2 separate regions of the Homo sapiens genome follow, and region 1 is linked to region 2. The links are chromatin loops, found by intact Hi-C in ENCODE. Cell type or tissue: IMR-90. All regions are shown on one strand.

Evidence for each region. Hi-C counts contacts between places; a loop is a spot of excess contacts. Peaks named below come from ENCODE experiments on the same cell type or tissue, not always from the same donor. Only the 100,000 strongest peaks of a DNase experiment are listed, where the experiment ranks them.
Region 1: it touches region 2 in a loop (3-fold over the local background); 3 of 110 quality-filtered maps call a loop at or near these places.

The regions. Positions count from the first base shown.
Region 1 is chr1:65,945,136-65,953,135 of GRCh38, forward strand. The region is part of intron 3 of PDE4B (phosphodiesterase 4B); the gene reads left to right. Among named protein-coding and RNA genes, the nearest start is that of PDE4B-AS1, 100 kb to the right of the region's middle. In IMR-90, a CTCF peak has its summit at 3,977; DNase peaks (open chromatin) are centred at 3,946 and 7,756.
Region 2 is chr1:65,056,406-65,064,405 of GRCh38, forward strand. MIR3671 (microRNA 3671) reads right to left here and starts at 1,437; the gene lies at 1,350-1,437. It overlaps MIR101-1 (microRNA 101-1), which reads right to left and starts at 2,103; the gene lies at 2,029-2,103. It also overlaps a transcript of JAK1 not described here. In IMR-90, a CTCF peak has its summit at 3,697 (motif pointing right); a DNase peak (open chromatin) is centred at 3,746.

The DNA.
Region 1 (8,000 bases), 890 kb after region 2:
TATTGGTTTAAAGTGTATTCCTCATCCTAAAGTATAGGGTTCCATGCTATAGAGTGTCATTTTCCCACTAGCACCTCAGTGGCAAATTTGAGTCCATTACATATTTTTCTATTGCTGGCAGCTTCTGGATGGTGTGGTGGTCATAGGATTAGTGCACTCCCTGGCTATTTCCTCTACATCACACATCCTTTGCTGTAAAGTGATCTCTTGGCCTGAGTAAATATTTTGTAGATTCCAATTTGGTTGTCATATGCTTTGAGTTTTTGGATAGTGAACTGGCTGAGACACTGTAGGCAGGAAAGGCAAACCCAGACCAAGAATACACGTTAATTCCGGCTACAGTAAACATAACCTTTCCCTGGGTGAAAGGGTCCTTATGGAATCAACTTGCCACCGAATGGCAGGTTGGTCTCCTTGAGAGATGGTCTCAACTTTGCTTTCTGTTGCAAGGAGGTCCAACATTCATCAACAGCAGTTACTAAATCAGCTTTGAAGAGATGGAGCCTATGCCGTTAGGTCCATTCATAGACTCTGTCTCTATCACTGTGGCTACACTGTATGTAAGACCACTTTCTAGGCATTAAGGTGGTCAAGTATAGAGATTTGCTGACATATCTGGCCCAGTCATCCTTGGGGTTCTGTAGGATTCTTCTGCAGTGGATTCTGTCTGGTAGGCACAAATGTACAATAGAACAATCCCTGCACTTTGTGCCCACTCTCATAGGTTCATCCATATGCCTCTTACCCAGACCTTTTCATACCTGGTCTTCCAATCTTGTTTATTTCAAGGCTGTAACCAGTCAGCTAGGTAAGTCATTAGTCCTTATATCCCAGTTTTATGCCACTTTTCTTCTTTCCCTAACTACTGTTTTTCAGTGCTACTCTGTGGTACAACAGCAATTCATTTTCATCTTACACCCACACACTGAGTTGATCCATCCATGTACTAATCTTGGGCTTTTTCTCCCTCATCAACAGGTCACAGGAAACCCTTCATGAATTCATAGGTGTGAAATAGGGGAGAAGCATTATAACAGTGACAGAAAGCATGCGGGTTTGTGACATATGTTTGTGTATCTTTCTTATACCTTCTTACACCTGCTCAAGTTTGACCCTGGGCACATCCTATCCATGTTATGGTTGATTGCTGCTGGGGTCACCTGATTTTATGATTTGTTGGATCTATTGGTATCTGTGGTGTGCTAGTAAATGATTACTTCTGAAAAATACTGCCTTGGCTTGTAGCATTTGGTGGCTTCTATGGCATAAATATGTCTACTATGGCTGATTTCAAGTGCCAAACTGATGTCAGAATGTGGAGTTAGGAAGAGATGTGATGGTATGAACTGTCTCTAGCACATCACTATCTTCAGCTGGTGAGAGCAGTTCTGGTCACGTGGTCACTTGATGTCATTTGAGTTTCCATGGTTTGTTACTCATTTTCTACTGGGGCCCAATGGTATGCCAGGAATTGTTTATCAATAGTTCATAGTCCTGTACTGTAGATGTCATAGCCTTGCCCTGGAACCCTAGAAGTGTGCACTGTATAAAACACATTTTGCTACTACAATTAATTCCAGTACTATAGGTGATGTGGTGCAAGCAAGAGTCCTGGACCTTATGCAGACCCATTTGTTGCCTGGGGCTCCTCTCAAAAGTTACACCTCTTTGCATCGTTTGGCAAATAGATCATAACAGTAGTCTCAAGTGTATTATATGTTGCACCTCAACATCAAAGAGGTCTGCTGAACATTGTGATTCTCTTTCAAAGCTAGGAGGCAAGATAGTAATTTGCCCTTTACTTTGGAATACATATCCCAGGATGCTCAGAACACTCGGACCCTAAGATGTTTACCTATGGGGCAGCCTCTTGAATCTTCCTCTAGAACACACGTTTCTTTCCAAAGCATCCAGAATACTTGCCACTTTTTGCACATCAGGCACGGTTAACATGACATCCTCAATATAGTGGACCAGTGTGATGTTCTGCAGAATGTCCAGATGACTCAAGGCTGTGCTGACAATGTTATGACAAAGAGCAGGAGAATTAACACAGCCCTGGGGCAAGACTGTGGATATACACTATTATCTGTTTATGTGAATGAGAACTTCTTCCGATCCTTCTTTCTGATAAAAATGAAAAAGAAAACATTTGCCAGTTCAGTGGCGACATACTTTTGGTGTGCTTGGTGACTCTTGGTTAACAGGTGGTCCACAGTTTTTGCAAGGCCAGGCTCGGCTCGTGTATTAAATAGGACCCCATTAGGGACCACCATTCCTGTCTCCTTGAAGACTTGGAGGGTGGCACTAATTTTTGCCATTTCCTTGAGATGCTGTTATGGGTTGAATTATATCCCCAAAGGATATATTGAAGTCCTATCCCCTGGTATCTATGAATGTGACCTTGTTTAGAAATAGGGTGGATGCAGATATTATTAGTTAAGATGAGGTCATACTGGAATAGGGTGGACCCTTTCCCAGTATGACTGGTATCTTTATCAGAAAAGGGAAATTTAGACACAGCTATAGACACAGAGGGAAGACAGTTATGTAAATCTGGAGGCAGAGATTGGAGTTATGCTGCCACAAGTGATGGATTGCCTGGGGGCTACCAGAAGATGGAAGAGATGAGGAAGAATCCTCCTTCTAAGACTTTGGAGGGAGCATAGACCTGCTGACACCTTATTTTTAGATTTCTAGCCTCCAGAACTGTGAAATAAACTTCTGTTGTTTAAAGCCACTTAGTTTGTGTACTTTGTTATAGCAGCCATAGGAAACTAATACAGATGCAATATATATACTATATATAATATATATGAATACATATACATAAATATATATACTATATATAATATATGCATACATATACATAAATATATATAATCATATATATTTATAAATTCATTATCCTCGTGGAAGTGTCTTACTGGCATATCCAGGATCATTCTCTGGGCCTTTGCTACAACAACAGCTATAACTTTACAATTCAATGAACAAAGGGTTCTGCCAACTGCTAAGTATGCCCATCCCAATTGTACATTTGGAAATTGTGCAAAGGCCCACCCGTACCCATTGTGAGACAGACATGGTTTGGACTCCGGTTGCTAGTTGACTTCCATATACCTCTACTCTTAGCAGGAGGGTAATGTATTAGTCAGGGTTCTCTAGAATCATATATATATTATATATATGAGAGCTTATTATGTATTAACTTACATGATCACAAGGTCCCACAATAGGATGCCTGCAAGCTTGAGGAGCAAGGATAGCCAGTCTGAGTCTCAAAACTGAAGAACTTGGAGTCTGATGTTCAAGGGCAGGAAGTATCCAGCATGGGAGAAAGATAGAGGCTGAGAGGCTAGACCAGTCTCTCCTTTTCACGTTTTTCTGTCTGTTTTATATTCACTGGCAGCTGATTAGATGGTGCCCATCCAATTAAGATTGGGTCAGCCTTTCCCAGCCCACTGACTCAAATGTTAATTCCTTTGGCAACACCCTCACAGACACACCCAGGGTCAATACTTTGTATCCTTCAATCCGATCAAGTTGGACTCAGTATTAACTATCACAGGCAATGATGGTGTTTGGGATCTTTGGCTATCAGCATCAATCTGTATTCACGTGTTTGGAAATATCTGAGTAATTTACGGATTGATCGATGGTGTTGCAACATCTTTCTTGTTTTTCAGTTGATGTGTTTTGGGTCACAGAACTGGCTCAGGCCTAAAAGCTGAGCATGGAAATAAGGCTTTTCACTGAGCATAGCTGACCTCAAACTTCTACTCTGCCGTCACGTATCTCTTTTGAATATTCATATTCAAATACCCTTATTGGCTGCCTATCTATCTTGCCCCTAGGGACAAAATGTTCTATGAGCCCTTTCCATAAATTCTGTGGGTCATGCCTTGCTGACTCATTCTGAACTTGCTGTGGATTATAGCCTTCTGTCCACCGCTCTTCTATTGGGTACATGCTGCCACCTAGCCTCTGCTCTTCTCAGATCCTATCATCTCCATTGCTATTAGGGAACCCACTACCATAACAATATCTCACATCATTATTCCCAGGGGTCCTTCTGACCTTATTGCCTTGGGCATGTCTTATGGGCCTCCCTAAGGAATATGGTCGGTACAGGGTTTTCTGTCTCATAGAACGGACCCATTGCTTGCATGTTGCTTCTGTGAGCCTTTTAAGCCCTTCCTCCATCATTTGCTACAGCAATTCTGGCATCTCTATTTTGTTTACTGTAGGCCTTTCCTTTTCTCAGGCTTTCAAAGTTAATTGTATCAGCTGATTACAGCAATCACTGGGGCTCTTGCCAGGGCATTAAATCCTGTGTCACTGGAAAGTGCCACTATATTGCAAAACACTCCCTAACACAGCTGTATAGCCTATCTTCTCTTGATTTAACCCCCTGAGGAACCACTTCCAGTTCCTGATGGTAACATGTTATCCATGTCTTGATGTTTTTAGGCATATAATTTCTTTTCTGCTTTACCTGTCCCAACACTTTTGATCAGGTTATGCTGAGATTTTACTCTAATTATGAACCAAGAGAGGAAGTGGAGCAAGTCCTGAGAAGGTAAAGAAATGTTATCTAAGATACCTGCCTCACTTGATACCTTTGTATAACTTCAAACGTGTGTGTGTGTGTGTAGCTCTGTCTTCCAATAAGAGATAATTGGTCACATTTTCAGGTGCATAGGACTCAGGATAACCCAAGATTTGAGATTCTTAACTGTGTCGATACAGATATCCCCATCCAAGCATCAGGGCCCCACTCCCTTCAGGGCTCTAAGTTTGTGTAAGAGACCTGCCTAGACTGAGATCCAGCTTTCTCTGATGCACTGCTAACAATTAATTTTGTTTTCTCTTGTTCTTCAACCGTGGCTGCCATCCAGGTGCAGAAGTGGAAGTTTTATTTAAATAGTGCCTAGGAGTTCCTGTTACTCTCACTTTGCTAATTTACTTTGTTGATTAATAGACTTGAACCTGTCATTTTCTCTCTTCAATCACTGGTGCTGAGCAGTAGCCAACCAATTCCACATTCTTATAGTTGTTATTTCTTCATATCTCTAAAACACCCAGAGTATTGTCGCAGCTATTGCACCGCTTCCACCTGTATCCCATCACAGGACAGCATAGGTGAAAGCCAGTAAAATGCACCAGCATTCCAAGGACTATCAACATTCCACCTATCACCAGCAATAGGGTTCTCATTATCATCCAGCTGGAAAATGATCCAACTCCAGGATCCCCATCTTTACAGTCTGTCTCTTAGAAGTGCTTCTTGTATCAGTGGTCATAGATTGGGTTCCATTCAGGTTAGGGATCCTTGTTTAAGTCACTTATTGGGGATGTGCTCAATAGGGGAGTGAGGGAAGCAGAATAGGATGGGGAAAACGCCAAGCAAGAATGTGGTCTCAGGAGGGACTAGCTTCAGTCTGATCCTACAGGACACTGGAGCACAAATTACACAACAGAACTAGTCGTACATAGAGAAAAAGAGGCTGGCCTTGTGTATCCCATGCCAGGAGGTCATTGGCTGAGTCAACCCTGGAGAAGGGAGGGAAAGTGGTGTATCCACCCAGGCAAAGTGGCTTCCATCTGGTTCAGGGCGATTCTCTGGAATAGGGGTGAGCTGTTTGTTGTTATCTCCAAAAGTCACAGCAAATGGGAGATGGTACAACCAGAAAAGGGAATGTGGGCAAACACCAGCCACATTCACCACAATATTACAGAGCTATTAGGAACTATAATGATCAGCATGAAGTTTTTCTGTGTCCTAGGTAAGAAATACATTTCTTTAAACCGTCTGGAAATCTTCTATAGTCTTGGATAAGAAGGTTGTGTTTATCTTTCCTCCTTTTTAGTGGAATTATACTCAATCCCAAATGCCCATTCACTATGTTTAACAAGGGACCGTCACGCAAATAGCATCTCTCTTCCTGGTCTGCTGTCAACTCTTCAAGTCTCCACATCAAAAATGTTATTCCCTACTGAGTTAACTTTACTTTTCTCTCTCCTTACCTTTGTTCTTGCATATAATGGTTGCAGTGAGGGATTATGAGAACATCTCCTTTCAGATACGTTGTCACATTCAGAATTGTGTGATCTAGCATGAGAAAGGCTTAACCTTTTTCCTTTCCATGTGCCAGTGAAAATTTCTTTATACTAATACACGTTATTTCTGAAAAGGGGATGAGAGAAAGGGACAAGAGAAGGGATGATACAAAAGTAATGTAGAAGTGGCCAAGAATAAGATTTGGCTTTCCTATTTTTTTAGTTTGAGTTTGGAAATTTATGCATTCTTTTTGTTTGTTTTTGATCCAGTAAAAAAAGTGTCACCTCTCGTCAGGACTTCAATAGTTCTGAAGGGTCTGGAAGTAAGTCATTGTCTCCTGAGTTGATTTAAGGCAGTTTATGATGAGAGTCATTCTGTTTTTTATTCCCTAAAACTCTGAGCATACTGCTGAGTGAATAGTCTGTGCTCCACAACTACTTGAAAAATGGTGATGCAGGCCAAAGTGTTTTGAAAACTGTAAAAATCCATGCGGAAATGAGGTAATATGATTGCTTTAAATTGACCTCTCCAAAGGCTCTTTCACCTTTTACCTGTTTTACCTGTTTTACCCCATATATAGATCCCAATGTTCTTCCTCCTACTTGATGCAGAATGCCTGTTTCATTTTCTCCTTTTTAGCCATAAAAATTCCAAGTATAATTCTAGGGCTTGGTTTGAATCCCACTGTGAGGAAACAAATCCCGATACTCTAAGGTTTGGCAATGGAGGATGAATATCCCTTTAGGGAAAACGATGGCTGAAACCTGTGGGTTTCACTCGTGTCTACTGAGATTCTCCTAAGGGACCTTCTTTTCTTAGGACAGTGTTTTCAAAGTGTAGTCCGCACGTCAGAATATTAGCATTACTAGAGAACTTGTTAAAAATGAAAATGATTAGCTCTACCCCAGACCTATTAAATTTTGAACCCTGATTGTAGGACCCTGCAGTTCATGTTTCAGTAAGCCTTCCAGGTGATTGTGAGGCCCGCTAAAGTTTGAGAACCATTGTCCTAGGGAATCACTTACTGATCACTTTTGATACCACCCCATTAGCTTCAGGAAGTCCTCCTCAACTTAGCACTTTACACCAAATTAACCCTTAATTGTTGTGGCACAGTCAAAACATTTAAACTAGCTTTCCTACCTAATGCCTTCTCCATCATAAAAAGAAAGTGAATTCCTAACATTAATGTATAATTAGGCCAGGCGCGATGGCTCATGCCTGTAATCCCAGCACTTTGGGAGGCTGAGGTGGGTGGATCACCTGAGGTCAGGAGTTTGAGATCAGCGTGGTCAACATGCTGAATCCCCATCTCTACTGAAAAAATACAAAAATTAGCCAGGCATGGTGGTGTGTGCCTGTAATCCCAGCTGCTCTGGTGGCTGAGGAGGGAAAATTGCTTGAACCCAGAGATGGAGGTTTCAGTGAGCCAAGATCATGCCATTGCACTCCAACCTGGGTCACAAGAGCAAAACTTGGTCTCAAAAAAATAAAAATATAAAAATAAAAATAAACCCACCAGTTTTATAGTCAGGCAAACTACACTTTGACTCCTGCTTTTCACTCAACCACGTTGATAGGAAGGCTCTGCATCTGTTAAATGATGGTAATAGTAATATCTACCTTTTAAGACTATGGTGGAAATTAAGTGAGTTGGTGAATGGAAAGCACTTAGCAAAACGTCTGACTCATAGGTGGTTTTCAGTAAATGATAACAAATCATAATTTAGCTTAGTCATCATCATTTCATAGCCCCCTATCTGCAGTGGGTCTCAGAGACTAGCTCTCAGGCCACCTCCACCGGGCATGGAACATTTTTTACCTTTGGAATTTAGAGGCAACCCTAAGCATGTCTTGGGCCCTTAGGGTGTAAGCCAAGAGAGAAGCAGGAATTCTCTTCTGTGTCTAACTTCCACTGTCCAAATTCTAACTTCCA
Region 2 (8,000 bases):
CTAAAGGGAACTGCAATCACCAGCAAAGGAACACAGTGACCATCAATGTCTGAGGACTGGCACAATGAAGGATAAGAAAGAACCTCTCTGTACGAGGCCTACTCCCTTTCAGTTCCCTTTCTTCCCCATTGTGTCCCAGTGGAGGACCTGATAATACACCTGACCCATATCTAAGACATGCAGTTGGCAGGGCTGATAGTAGGTAAGGTTCACAGTATGTTAAAAAGTCACACGAGGCCGGGTGCAGTGGCTCAATGCCTGTAATCTCAGCACTTTGGGAGGCTGAGGGTAGGAGAATCACTTGAGGACAGGAGTTTGAAACCAGTTTGGGCAACATGGTGAAACACCATCTCTACCAAAAATACAAAATTACATGGGCATGGTGGTGCACACCTGTAATCCCAGCTACTCGGCAGGCTGAGGCATAAGGATCACTTGACCCCGGGAGGCAGAGGTTGCAGTGAACCAAGACTGAGCTACTGCACTCCAGCCTGACCGCAGACTGAGACTCTTTCTTTAAAAAAAAAAAAAAAAAAAAAAGTCACAAATGGTTTTTCTCTCCCTGGCCCCTCTTCTCTCTGTGGTAGGTAGGTTCAAATTACAGCCTAACCTCAGCCATCTCTGTTCTCTTTGCTCAAGCATATGGGTCACTGCTTTGGGTTCCTACACCAGTCAGACATCCACAGGCTCCCAGATACAGACATGAGCCTAGGATGAGGTAATATACCCGATTAGGCTCTGAGCCTAAAACACGTTCCATGAAATTACCTGAGCCTTCCTTGCACAGTACTGTGATCTAAGATCTAACACATAATCAAGTCATGCACTTTGTTTCTTATTTGCTATTGTTACATGTGTACAGTGTCCTTAGGAGTCTACAGGGAAGAGGGATAATTGGCAGAGATTGGCATTGGCAGAATCCTGGGTTCTCCAATAACCACCTTTCACCCCCAGCAGTACTCTCTAGAGTAAGATGGAGGTTGAAGATGTGTGCTGTTAAATTTCCTAATCCTGGCTGGGTATAGTGGCTCATGCCTGTAATCCCAGCACTTTGGGAGGCTGAGGTGGGAGAATCAATTAAGCTCAGGAGGTCAAGACCAGCCTTGGCAACATAGTGAACTCCTGTCTCTACTAAAAATTTGCAGGTGGGTGGCCTGAGCCTGTAGTCTCAGACTCGGGAGGTTGAGGTGGGAGGATTGCTTGAGCCTGGGAGATCAAGGTTGAAGTAAGCTATGATCATGCCACTGCACTCCCGTGTGGGCAACAAAAAAAAAATTTCCTAGTCTTTCATGCACGTGATGCTGGCTTGGTGTTTACAGCTTCGTATTCCTGAAATCGATATGTGCCAGATATCACTGCAGACTAGTCCTTATTTGATAGAAATAAAATAATTTACATTTTATTTTCATGTAAATGTGACAGCAGCAGCAATAACATAGGCATTCAGTAAATATTCTTTTGAATTAGGCCAGATCCTAAATATCCTGAAAGAAACATGACATGTCACTATCTACTCCTTCAAGACAAAGATATACTTTTTTTCTTTCTTCACTTCAGTAAGCTGGTCTACAATGATGGACTTTTATTTATGCAACAATTTCAATACTGTTCAACATATTGGGCTTTTTTTTTCTCCCTGTAAGTAGAATCTGATTTTGAAATCTAGTAGTGTACTGACAAGTGCCAAGCTGTTCTAATTAGGTTACCTTTCACATTTATAAAAATGGTACGAAGTTCTCTGAATACCATTCCAGAAATACTAATTCATACTTACCTATTTTCAGTCTCCTAAAGGTTCCAAAGATCTTAATATATGTTCACTCAGCACAACATGGCTGCACCAACAACTACCCCATGTTACAAAACAAGGCAAAGAGAAGCAGAATAACTCTCCCTATGCCCCGGGAGAAGTATGACAGAGGTGCAGGGTAAGAGGGTTTCTGGGTCCCAGCCACCTGTTTCACATTCCTCTTTCACCTTCTTTCTTCCTGGGTACGGTGAGGCTCCTCTGATGGAAGGTAAGATGGCTGCCATCCTTCAGTTATCACAGTACTGTACCTTTAGAATAGACAGCATCAGCACTGTGATAACTGAGCCAGGGCAGCCTGTCAGTCACTGTGTCGGTCAACGGCATCCTTTCTGGTGGCTGCATTACTCTCTCTGAAGGCTCCCCATGAAGTGAAGGACTAAAAGATCACCTTCTGGTTGGAGACGTGAGGAGGCAGAAGAAAAAGAAGGATCAGAGCCCAGCAAGTGGTGAGGCTGAAATATTAAAAGGCCCAGTTGAATTAAATTAGAATGAAAGATGAACACATGACTTATCCATATTAATGAGGATGAACAACTGCATGATTAGGTTTTCACTCTAATACATCAAATATGCAGTAAGCTTCCAGCATATTTCACAGCTTATCTCTTCCATGCATGGATTCACTGACTGTGCCTCCCTGACCTCAATCATTGATTTTTCATATATATACCGAGGAACTACTACGTTCTAAAGCCCTCTTCTAGATGTTCAGGAAATAAAGATAACTAAGACATGATTCCTGTCTTCAAAGTGCTCATAACCAAACATGACAATAATACTTCATATCTGCCAAACATTCAAAACTGCTCTATATGTTTTCTCATTTGGTTTTCACAAGACGCTATGGGGCTGGCAATGAATTATTCATTAATTCATCAAAAAAGGATTCTGGAAATAGATTAGATATTATTACCCCATTTTATAGGCAGAAAAAAAAAAAAAAAACTTAGGTGATTTGCCAGAGATCATATATTGCTAAGTTATGGCGAACCCATGTCCAGAACCATGTCAAATGAGTGAACACAGTGCTTTGTTTTCTCTACCCTACCCTAGCTGTCCAACTCCATCAACTGGATATTCAGTTTACACAAACAAAAGGATTTCTAAAAACATTTACTTTTTGTTTTAGTTTTCTCAGTAACTGAGATCATGAAGCAGAAGCTAGTGGGGCTTTATAATTAAGAAGAAAAATGCACATTAGCAAAAATGACTTTCATTCCTCTTGCTCTGAGTGCTAAGAATGTACTCAAATTAGTAACATTGATATTTTTCACTATAGTTTATGTCAATTCTATACCTATGGTGATACTGACAACCTTCAGAATACCTTTTTAAAAAGTAATAATAACATATACACATCACTTGCTTTTAAATTATCTGTACCTTTGAGACGTACTCTGAAGTCATTTTAGGGATGATTCTTCCTTTTAATAAAAAGTACAAAAGATTCTGAAATTGGAATTCAGGCATCAGAATATCAACTTATTAAAACCATGATTCACTTGGGTTTTTTCCATGTCATAAGGTTTCAAGTTATTTCAATATGAGTGGAACTTGACAGATATTTGAAAAATAATTATGTTTTCATTAGGCATTTGCTCAATTTCAAAGACTCATTATATGCATATTAGATATTAGCACTGTACTTCAAATAAGTCAGGTAGATGAATCAATTCTTTAGATCAGCAGAAGTCAGAAAATAAAAGTACAGTGAATCTAACTCAACTATTAACTTTACGTACTATGAAAATGACCTTATCTTCAGAAAAGCAACATCCAATGAAACAATCCACCTACACACAAATTAAAAACAACATTGCCTAAAATGCAAAAATATCTAAAAATTAAGGAGGTCATCATCTAGGTCTTAGCCAACTGTAATACAGAGTTGAAACACGAGAGGGCAACGAAGATTAAAGAAAAAAAAAAAATCACAGTTGGATCCCATAACCTAAGGTTCTTGGAAATAGTTGCACATTTTTACCCGAATTATAAACATCTGCTACGTGAACAAAGATACTGTGATTATTTTAGAGTAAAATTTTAGATAGCTGTTCCACGAAAAAGGATAAGATTATCAACTAATATTTCTTGACCACAATTCTGTCAGCTTTGGAAAACTGAATACTTACCCTGAAACACTGAAGGTTGGGTAAGTATGGAGACAAATAAATAATCCTGACATATTTGTAGTTATTAGACTGTTCTTCACCAAAATATTAGTGTGATTCAATGTCTAAATATGAAGTATAAAGACGAAGGAAGTGTACTGCAAAGTTGAAATTCACTCTACTAGCCATCACCAAAACCCATGCAACAACTAAACATTTTTGGTAAAGTAAAAGATACTTCCTTTTTCTCCTTATTTTTCTCTCATTTCATTTTTTTACCTAAATTAGAAAAAAAAAGAAGCCAAGCATCCCTAATAACAAGCAGCAAATTGTCATTATTCTGTGAATGGTTACTTAAATTAATATTCTCTCAGATTCTAAAGCAGTTTCAAGGAAGAAAAATATGGGTTTTCAAAATGGTATTTTTAAAATAAATGTTTCAAAAATGTGTCTTGCTTTTTCTTGAAAATGTTTATAAACGTGCATTTTTGAAAATTTAAATCCATCAGAAATATTTCTTCTTCAACATGTTTCGTCTAAGAACTGAACTGTCTAAATTTATAAACAAGTGACTACAGGTACTCATGCTACAGTAAGAAAAAATAACTGCATACTAAGGAAGAGAGAAAACAGTGATGTAAAATGCTTTCTTCCAGGACCCAAACTGATTTTAAACTACTTCTTCTATGTTAAAAATGATACAACTAGGAACAATTTCTTCATAACGCATATACCAAATATTATCTACAAAACCAGGCACTTATAGAAAACTGGCACACCAAAGAACTTTTAAAATAACGTGGAGTACAAGGCCAGGCATGGTGGCTCACACCTGTAATCTCAGCGCCTTAGGAGGCTGAGGCAGGAGGATTGCTGGAATCCAGGAGTTCAAGACCAGCCTGGGCAACATAGTGGAAGCCTGTCTCTACAAAAAATAGTATGAGCAGGGCCAGTAGTCCCAGCTACTTTGGAGGCTGAGGTGGGAGGATTGCTTGAACATGAAAGGCTGAGGCTGCCATGACTGCACCACTACACTCCAGCCTGGGTGACAAAGACCTTTTCTCAAGCGATCAATCAATGTGGAGTACAAATAAAAGCACAAAAAACATGCTACATCCCTCATATTTATAAACTAAGATGAAAATATTGTTTTAAACCTTTGAATATCTGATTATATATTAAATAACTGAAGGCACCGTAAGTTGTTGGCCAAGCAGAATATTTGAAAATACTTTTAAACTATAGTTTAGTGTATTTAAATCCACTGGTCTTTTAACTAGTGTGATTTGTTTTCCAATTTGAAAATTATCATCTAATTCAGTGATACTATATAAAATGGCCAAATTTGACCACACTGAGATGTTATAAACTGTCAGCAAAAGTTGCTCAAATGTCCAATACTGCTTTGTCACAAGTACACAGAATGTATACTTGCATTTTATTGCAAAACTTTGCTATACTGAGTTTTTAAAAACTAATTTGTGCCAAAGATTGATGAGGTGGCAGGTTACAGAATTTTTTTCTCTTTTATGGAAAAAGAAATAGGCAGAAAGGCAAGAAAATGTCAAGGACCACCGCCCTATACAAAGTTAGCCCCAATTCTCAAAGAGAAGCATTAACTGAGAGTGATTAGAGAAGAGGTGTCATCATTTTACTGACTTTGAGCACTGGCCCTAATTAATCTCATGCTATGTAACTTTATAAGGTCCATGTGGACGAAAAAAAAACCCTATGGACACGGTAACAAAGAGAAGACTGAGCTTTCTTCCTCATGTTGACCAAGAGTTTAGTCCAAAAAGGCTCCAGGAGACTAAAAATTTATAAATACATGACTGGCCCATATATTACATTATATGGGCCTCTCCCCTTCAAACATGTACTCAGCACAAATATTTTTAGTCCAACTGTATACTCCACAGTTAATTTACTTTCTGATTTTGCTCTACATCACATTTCACCACTCTCACCCCCCGGATTTTAGATTTTATGGTTTGCTCACAAGTCAGTTTTATATGCCAGCTAACTTCGGAATGATCCACCCCTGGCTAAACATCTCTAAAAACCCTGATGGTCTCCAATTAATCTATGATTGCCTTATTACTACAGCACTGCCATTTGAAAATGCTGGGTCTCAGATTTTCAAATTCCCTTAATGGACAGCTAAAGGAGCCAATACCAAAGACTTGCAATGACCTCCAATTCTACAGCCTTGGGCTGTTCCAGGAACACAATTACACTCCACTTCCCTGCAGGTTCCACCCTTCTCGAAGCTTCTATTCCTACATCTGTAAAATGAACACATTTCTACTAACTAGTAACACATGCCACAGTGGCACTGCACTCATTAAGTGCTGTGTTGTATACTGCAATTTAATTTGGTGCTGTTTATATCTTATTTCCTCAAGTCAACAGGACTCTTTCTAAAAAAGTCAGAAACTGTTTTACTCATGTCCCTTCACAACACTTAGTGGTCATTTCCACAAAATGCTAGCTCAACAGATACTTGATTGATTGATTAATTGATGAACCTCTCCATTTCTCAGGGAGCCTCTAAACAGTTATCAACAAGAGTATGTTTAATTCCAGTCTCTGTCTATATGGTCTTAGGTGAGGTGTTTGGCAGTTTGTCATCTATAAAATAAAGGGATAGCACCGAATAGCTCCTAAGTTCCTTCCAGTGCAATTTCTGAATCTCATTAGACAAAACAAAACCCAAAGACAGCACTACCTCTATTCACGTTAGCATTGTACTTTTTTTGGAGGAAAGGAGTCAGCAGCCTTGTGGGCCCAAATGCCACGAGTGGAGCCGTGATTTGGTGGGGAGGGGGACAGAAAGTAGATGAAGCAAAGAAAAAATAAATGGAAGTGAGTGACAGATGAGTAGAATCACTAAAATGCCACCAGGTGTCACAATTGTTACTTTGCCACACATTGTTTTCCGGTACCTTTTGCTATGTTCAGGATCCTTTTACAAAAGCAGCAATAGCCGGGTATGTGGGTATCCCAATTTTCCCATGACACCCCTGCTAGCCGTTCTAGAACCCTGGACTTTTACACTAATCTCCCTAATATAACAGTAATAATGTAATACTTGGGGTCCCCAATCATCACATGGAACACAGCAGTGGAAAATAGAAACACAAACATGAAATAACAATATTTCATACAGTCACCACTTTTGAAATTAATCCATGGGGCTAGGCACAGTGGCTCATGCCTGTAATCCCAGCAGTTTGGGAGGCCAAGGCGGATGGATCACCCGAGCTTAGGAGTTCAAGACCAGCCTGGCCAACGTGGGGAAACCCCATCTCTACTAAAAATACAAAAAATCTGCCGGGCGTGGTGGCACACACCTGTAGTCCCAGCTACTCTGGAGGCTGAGACAAGAGGATCGCTTGAACCTGGGAGGTGGAGGTTGCAGTGAGCCAAGATCGCGTCACTGCACTCCAGCCTGGAAGACAGAGAGAGACTCTATCTCAAAAAAAAAAAAAAAAAAAGAAAGAAAAAAAGAAAAGAAATTAATTCATAGATGAAAAGGAGTAATGCAGGCCTGAGCTGTCCAATGAAGTATATAATGCAAGCTACACATGTAATTTTTAATTCTCTAGTAGCCACACTAATAAACAGGTGGAATTAATAGCATATTCATTTAACCCAATATATCTAAAATATTATCATCTGAACATGGAATCAACATAAAATTAATGGGCTATTCTACTTTTTTTGCATTCTTTGAAATCTGAAGATTACTTTGCACTTACATATCCCAATTCTAAATTTTCATCAAAATACTTAATTTGCGTTTGGATTTCAAAACACTTAGTTTCAAAAGTAGATGCGTAAGCTCAAGTATGTTTCCAAATATAAATAAGCTTTCCAATAACTAAATCAAGTTATCAAAGTCTAAAATTAAATAAAATTTAAAATTGAGCTCTTCCTCACCCTAGCCATATTTCAGGTGGTTAATAGCCACGTGGCTAGTGGCTACCATATTAGGGCAGGTATCCTGTCTCTGTCACCTGGATTCTTTTAAACCCGAACCAGAGTAAAAGATGTTACCCCATCAACCAGAAAGTCAT